Regions from separate parts of the Homo sapiens genome. Here region 2 is linked to region 1. A link is a contact called in ENCODE Hi-C or POLR2A ChIA-PET data. All regions are on one chromosome and are shown on one strand. Each heading gives the region's core, a stretch centred on a gene start or an enhancer-like site at or near the end of the contact. The rest is flanking DNA. Distances are from core to core; before and after follow the strand shown. Region 1 holds the start of PRDM2 (PR/SET domain 2). Region 2 holds the start of SLC25A34 (solute carrier family 25 member 34).

Region 1 (3,712 bases), core at 316-2,815:
CATCAGCTATAGCCTCATTCTTTTTTTTTTTTTTTTTTTTGATACTGAGTCTCGCTCTGTCACCCAGGCTGGAGAGCAGTGGGGCATCTTGGCTCACTGCCAGCTCCGCCTCCCGGGTTCACGCCATTCTCCTGCCTCAGCCTCCGGAGTAGCTGGGACTACAGGCGCCCGCCACCACGCCTGGCTAATTTTTTGTATTTTTAGTAGAGACGGGGTTTCACTGTGTTAGCCAGGATGGTCTCGATCTCCTGACCTCGTGATCCACCCGCCTCGGCCTCCCAATGTGCTGGGATTACAGGCTGAGCCACCGCGCCCGGCCTAGCCTCATTCTTTTACAATAAGATAACATGATATATGTTGATACAACACGTTTTCTTTCTTTTTTGAGATGGAGTCTGTCTCTGTCGCCCAGGCTGGCGAGCAGTGGGGCGATCTTGGCTCACTGCAAGCTCCGTCTCCTGGGTTCACGCCATTCTCCTGCCTCAGCCTCCGGAGTAGCTGGGACTACAGGCACCCGCCACGTCGGCCGGCTAAATTTTTGTAGTTTTAGTAGAGACGGGGTTTCACCGTGTTAGCCAGGATGGTCTCGATCTCCTGACCTCGTGATCCACCTGCCTTGGCCTCCCAAAGTGCTGGGATTACAGGCGTGAGCCACTGCGCCCGGCCAACACGTTTTCTTAAGATTAAACCTGTTACATAAATGATCGTTCATAATTTTTGGAAGCACACCTGCCCTTAGTATCCTGTTTTTCCACTGGGTGCTTTCTGCAGATGGCCAACGTAGCCATCACATTCGGATTCTTCCTGACTTCATTCTCAGAGGATTACTTTATCTTGAAGTGCTGAAGGCTCCAGGCACCATCTATAACGACAACTCCCAACTTTCCAGCTCATCTCCAGCCTGTGCTTCTCCCCGACTCAACTCATTTTCAACCACGTGCTAGGCCTCCACCCTTGGATGTCGAAGAGCCATCTCCAGTTCCACCCAGTTCATCTTCATCAGAACATCTATGAGTCGTCGTCTCTGCAGTCCATTTGTTTGCCCGCTTGGGAACAGCAAGCTCCTTAAGGGCAGGACTACTACCGCGCTCTCAGAGGCGCTGCACTGGAACATCGCGGGCACAGGGCAGCGTTGGTCACTGCTCCTGGGTACTAGGGCAGCAAATAAACCCAGCAGCTGCGTCTGTCTGCCTGGAGTTGGATCTTTTTGGTATAGATCCAAACGTAGAAGTATAAGGTCTACGTTTATGTACTTGTCAGATATTTAATGACCTCCAACGATAGACATGCCCCCCCAACACCTCCTTCAGTCTTTTTGATTCTTTGAGAATCTTTGAACCACGCAGGATCCTAGCCCTAGGGTGCGGTCGGACTTGCCGCGACGCCAGCCGCCGGGGTTCCTTCCCGAGGCGCCGCCATGGGATCCGCGGTGACCTACGAGGGGCGGCTGGGTGGTGGCCATTGGGCGACGGCGCAGGGTCAAGGGCCGGGCTCTGGGATCGTGGGGAGACCGGGGGTCCCGGAGCCCCCCAGCCCCGCAGGCCACTGCCTCGCCGCCCGACGTCACTTCCGACTGGAGTCAAGATGGCGGCGGCGCGGCCGCGGGCGCCGGGGCCGGCGAAACAGCGGCGGCGGCGGCGGCCCTCGGTGCTCTGAGGCGCTGGCGCGGCGGGCGCGGGTAAGGAGTGGCGCGGGTGGGCGGCCTCTGGGCTCGCGCCGGGACGCTGGTCCCTCCCCCCGAGGAGCGCGGCGGCGACGGCGGCGGCGACACGCTGGGGACCCGGCGCCGCAGGGATGGCCGGGTCGGCGGACGCGCCCCCTCAGAGGTCCCGGGCGTGCCGGGGGCCCCGGGACGAGGCGCGGGCCTCCGGGTCGGTGGCCCCGCGGGTGGGTGGCGGCGCCGGGCTCCTCCTTGTCGGCCGTGGGGTCCCTGCGGCGAAGTTCGGGATTCGGTTTGTCGCCGTGAAGAGCCGCGCGCCCCGCGGGGGACGCGTGCGGGCTGCAGAGACTGGCCGGGTGCGGGCGGCGGTGGGGCCACCTGGGGCCCCACGTGGGGCCGGGCGCCGTCCCAATTGTCAAGCCGCTGTGCTTTTCTCTTTTGTGTTCCCACTGAGTGTGTCTTGCACATTTGCACTCCAAATTTGTTTTGTGTCTTGCGTCTTTGTGTTTCCCAAATAGTTTTTGTGTGGTTTTAACCTGGAGATTGTCTCCCTCAATGTTCCCATAGACCCACGGGTGTATGTGTGTGTGTGCGCACGCGCGCGTGTGTGTGTGTTACAGACGTGCAACTCTGTTACTAATTTTGCTAATAAAGCTATCAATGAACCTCTTTTGATGGTGGTAAGTGAGACATGAAGTAAACCTAACAGGTCAGTGTCATTCCCCAAACCTTCGTGGTTCTTTCGATCCACGCGTGAGCCACCGACCCTCCGGGCTTGTAGCTTTGTGTCGGGCTGTGAGCTGCGGCAAAGACCCCATAGTTAACCGGGAAGTCCTGATTTCCTTAACTACGCAGCTGAAATTTCCCCTAACAGAAATTTCGTGCTGGCCCCTCACTTTTCTTTTAGTGTTGTATTGAGATTTTGGGTGTATTTGAGACGTGGAACGTCTTTTGCTGAATCCCAGTAGGTCCTTAGATCCCTTTAACCAGACACTAGAAGAATCATTTTTACCCCAGAACTCGACTAAAATGTTTAAGTTTTTGTTTACTCCAGGTTTATTAAAAGTGACCGAAACTTTTAACAACAAATGGAACTCTTCAATGATTTCTTTTACAATGGTACACACTTCGCCTCGGTTTGATCAGTTGTGTCCAAGTATTAGAAAAATGTAGGCCTTTTAAAAAAAAACATGATAGGAAATTTACATATATTAAGGAGGAGGAACTGAGACACACTGTCATACGTTCTTTTTTAGTAGGGTTCTGTGTTTTTGAGATGGTCCAAACTGCCCCATCACTCTTGAGGCTTCCGGACTAACACTTATTGGCCAAATTTTTACATGTAGAATCTTAGTTTAGCCTTGAGATGACCTTTAAAGATCATTTTTATTAAACCCCCTCATTTCGAGCTATGGAAACAAATCAAAATTCACAGTGGAACTAAAACTCATTTACATTTTCTGTGATTCCAGGGCTCTTTTTACTCAACACATCTGTTTTGGTTTGATTGAAATAAGTTAATACATTTTAAGTGCTTAGAAAAGTGCCAGAACATGATAATACTGCTCAGTAAATGTTTGCTTTTGTTGATTCTGAAGGTGGTTTCTTTAATTGAAAGGTTGGTATGTTCAGGTTTGTTTTTTCCTTATTTTGTGGACAGGGCCTGAAACAGTACAGTTTAAATCTGTAAGAATGTATTAATTTTGTAAGTACAAAACATAACAAAAGATTCTCACTGTAGAAAATTGGAAAGTAGAGAAAAGCACAAAGAAGAAACAGAAATTGGGCATAACCTTCCCCTCTTCAGATAACCATTGTTAACGTTTGGCAGATCTTCCTGTCTCTCTTGGTGTGGATATGCGTATTTCTTTCCTTATTTTACAGTTCATTCACATATATATATATTTATTTACATTTTATACAGGATTGATAATATAGTGTGTATATTGTTTGCAACCTGTCTTGCCTTATGATACGGTGAGCATGTATCCATGCCACTAACTAGTCAATATTATGTTTAATGGCTATTTAATATGTGGATGGGCCGTAAGT
Region 2 (3,712 bases), core at 1,213-3,712, 2.0 Mb after region 1:
GGTGGACCTCCCCCACACGGCGATCCAGGAAGCCTCCAACAAGAAGAAATTCGAGGATGCCTTGAGCCTCATCCACAGCGCCTGGCAGCGGAGCGACAGTCTCTGCCGCGGCCGAGCCTCCCGAGACCCCTGGTGCTGAGGCAGAGCTGGTTGGCGTCCCTGGTGGGCAGGAAAGGAAGGCACGCCAGCCGGCAGGCACACTGTCACGGCTGTTGTCATGCTGTCGGGAGCCTACAGTCCACCCCTGCCCTGGGCGGCAGAACCACCGAGTGTGGCTTAAGACAGGGTCCCTCCACTCCAGGGATCCAGATCAGGTGCCCGGCACCCCTGGGCATCCTGCCCGACAGGTAGCGAATGGAGGTCGCTGGGGGCAGAGGGTCCGAGCCCTGTGGGCTCTGCGGATGCACGCCCTCCTCCCGGGCCTCCGCCTCAGTCTGCAGAATTTCTGCCGAGTGGCACCGAGAACACCATCCATCTAAGGACGAACAAAAGAACCAGGAGGGCGGGACCCCCCTCTTCCTCTCCTGGGTTGGGGGCTGGGGCCCTGAGTGCCCAGCCATCCTTGTTCGTGTTTGAACACTCTCCTGGCCACGTGGGGAAGCGGGAACACGGGGTGTCTGCGCATGTTTCCTCCTCCTAGCTCCATCACTGCGCACACAGCTGCCTGCCTCGCCAGATGCAGGGGGGCGGGCAGCCCTCCCTGGCTGCCAGGAGGCTCTGCATGCCCACAGTCCTGCCCTGCCTGTCCCCTCAACCCGGCAGTGCCTGTAGCACCGAGGAGCAAAGGGGGTGGATGGGGGGCTTGGAGAAGGGCGGAGCCCACCAGCCTGGCATCCATGTTGACATCTTCTGACTGTCCCCTGCTTGGCTGGAGCCAGGCCCTTCCCTAGAGTTTCGTCAAGAGCCTCCTGGGGAAGGGGTCAGGTGGTTTGGGTTTTGTTTTTTAAAATAAAATAGACATGTTATATTGCCAAGGCTTGTCACTGGCCCTTTTTGAGCAGGGTAGGGGAAGGGAGCTCTCCAAATCCCTTGGGCCCTTTTCTGCAAACCTTCCTCCATCATCTGCCCTGTGCCTGACACAAGGGACACACGGGACATGCAGAACCAGATCAGCCACCGCTGCCGGGCGGACTCACCGTCTGCAGACCCTCAGGCCCTGGGAGTTTCTCGGCCCGACCTTTGCCCTCCGTCCTGTTCCTGTTTGCTGCAGCAGCCAGGGGAGGAGCAGCCACCAGCTCAAGCCCCAGGGCACGTCTGCACCGCCGCCCACCATCTGCAGCCCACCCCGGGGCAGGACGCTCCTGCCTCCACAGCCCCGGGGGTGAGTGCCCAAACCCAGGAGAATCCAAGCTGTCCTCGCTGCCTCTTGCTGCGCCGTCCCCTCCAGGGCTGGCCAGAGGGTGACAACCCTGCCAGGCCGGGAGCCTGAGGCCCTCAAGCCACTCAGCATTGCTGCCTCAAGGGCCTGGGAGGGAAGGGGTGGGCCCTGGGAGGTGGGTGTGGGACTCCAACTTGGGTGGTTCTGCCTCTAGTTTGGACTGGGCCTTGGGTGACTGAGGGTGGCCTGGCAGGAGAGAGCTGTCTGGGGGCAGAGGCCAAGGTGGGCATGTTGGTACCGGCCCCAGCCTGAGCAGACACACCTGACAGCTGGCCCAGGTGGCGTTCTCTTCTCAGCGGGCACAAAGGGCATCCCAGGGCAGGCCTGGCAGCAAGTCCTTACCAGCCAAGGTCACTCCTCAAGTCCTACTCACCCAGGTGCCCTGAAGTCCTGGGAGCAGCGAGGGGGGCATAGGAGCCAGAGGCAGTGGGGGTGGGGGCGAGCAGGCGATGCGGGTGCCTTTATCGGGTGCAGCACTGACCTAGGCACACTCTTCTCATCGCCAGTCCTCCACAGAACCTTCTGGAGTGGATGTCAGTATCTCCATTTTACAAATGAGAGAAACTGAAGCTCTGAGAGGAAGTGACTTGCCCAGGGGTCACACATGAGAGCCACACCTGGGATTCCAATCAGCTCCCCAGGGCTCCAGAGCCCTTCTCTACTTCTGACCCTGCTGAGCATGGGCCTATAGACGGTGGGAGCCAGACTGAAGACTTGAGTCCTGGAAAGGGGAAGTCAGTCACCAGGGGCATATCAGGGGCAGGGTGGGGCAGGGGCGGAGTTGGCCGTGTACCCCATGCCAGGGACCTCCCAGTCACTTGCCCCCTGCCTAGGGCTCTGCCAAAGCTGGACAGGCTAAGCCAGAGGCAAGGCAGGGGTGCCAGCCCTTTGCCCAGGGCCAGAGGGAGGCCAGGAGGAGGTGCCTGGGCTGGTTGGCACCTTCTCCCTATCCACGCTCTCCCTCCAGTCCCAAGTGACCTTTCCCCCAGATCCCAGGGTCCAGGCCCGCCCTCGGCTGGCAGGTGTGGGCACAGAGGCAGCTGGGATTGGTCGCAGCTGGCGGAGGCGCGTCCCAGGCTCCGGCAGACCGCTGGAACAGCTGAGCAGAGCAGGTGGACTGCTGAGATAGACCAGGGACACCAGGCAGCCACAGGCCTGTCAGACCAGGACCCTTACCCTCTAGACATGGCCTCGGTCCCCTGCAAACCCCAGCCCCGTAGCCCTGCGAGGTTACAGACAGCCTAAACGCCACCACCACAGGGCCTGTGCCGTGCCCCTGACCCGGGCACAGAAGGCCACTGGCCCGGAGGCCATGGAGACGGTGCCCCCAGCAGTGGACCTGGTGCTGGGTGCTTCTGCCTGCTGCCTGGCCTGTGTCTTCACCAACCCCCTGGAGGTGGTGAAGACGCGGCTGCAGCTGCAGGGGGAGCTGCAGGCCCGGGGCACCTACCCACGGCCCTACCATGGCTTCATAGCCTCTGTCGCTGCTGTGGCCCGAGCAGACGGGCTGTGGGGCCTGCAGAAGGGGCTGGCTGCCGGCCTTCTGTACCAAGGCCTCATGAATGGCGTTCGTTTCTACTGCTACAGCCTGGCGTGCCAGGCTGGCCTCACGCAGCAACCAGGTGGCACCGTGGTTGCGGGAGCCGTGGCGGGGGCACTGGGAGCCTTCGTGGGGAGCCCTGCTTACCTGGTGAGTGGCTTGTCTCCATCGTCCACCCTCCACCATCCCATGACCCAGCTCCCACAGGGGCCCTGCAGCCTCCAAAGGCAGGGCTCAGTGGACCTGGGTGGGGTGGGGCAGCCGGGGTGGGGCTGCTCCCTGGAACATCCTAGCCCAAGCCTGGAATCTGCCCCTTGGCCCAGGGCCTTGCTCTGATCCATGCTCCCCTGCGGTCCCTGCCCCACTGGTCCTGAGCCAGGGGAGGGGGCAGAGGGTGTCAGATGTGCTGGCTCAAATCCTGGCTTGGTTACTTCTCTTCCCGCATGGCCTCATGTACGATAAGAATAAAAGCTACCCTTGAGGGCCTCCGCCTCGTGTGCACTCTGCAGGGGGGCCTCAGGGCCACCCAAAACAAATAAAAAATTAAAAAATGTTTTGAAGAAAGCTACCCTTGGCTGGGTGCAGTGGCTCACGCCTGTAATCCCAGCACTTTGGGAGGCCGAGGCGGGCAGATCACCTGAGGTCAGGAGTTTGAGACCAGCATGGTCAACATGGTGAAACCCTGTCTCTGCTAAAAAGTACAAAAATTAGCTGGGCGTGGTGATGCATGCCTGTAATCCCAGCTACCGGGGAGGCTGAGGCAGGAGAATCACTTGAGCCCAGTTGGCAGAGCT

What was found. Hi-C counts contacts between places; a loop is a spot of excess contacts on that map. ChIA-PET counts read pairs that join two places held with the same protein, here RNA polymerase II (POLR2A).
Region 2: a loop to region 1 is called in a map of heart right ventricle, with 35 times the contacts of the local background. The contact joins the promoter of SLC25A34 here to the promoter of PRDM2 in region 1. A Hi-C loop is called at or near these places in 1 of 168 maps with a recorded cell type or tissue (heart right ventricle). POLR2A ChIA-PET finds 5 or more read pairs at or near these places in 1 of 52 experiments (GM10248).

Annotation. Positions count from the first base shown.
Region 1 is chr1:13,698,623-13,702,334 of GRCh38, forward strand. It overlaps PRDM2 (PR/SET domain 2), which reads left to right and starts at 1,566. Exons shown (of 10, transcript NM_001393986.1): 1 at 1,566-1,678. RefSeq lists a silencer at 1,319-2,088.
Region 2 is chr1:15,733,796-15,737,507 of GRCh38, forward strand. It overlaps SLC25A34 (solute carrier family 25 member 34), which reads left to right and starts at 2,463. Exons shown (of 5, transcript NM_207348.3): 1 at 2,463-3,068. The coding sequence starts at 2,691. It overlaps PLEKHM2 (pleckstrin homology and RUN domain containing M2), which reads left to right. Exons shown (of 20, transcript NM_015164.4): 20 at 2-974. The coding sequence ends at 139. RefSeq lists enhancers at 797-1,562, 1,563-2,329.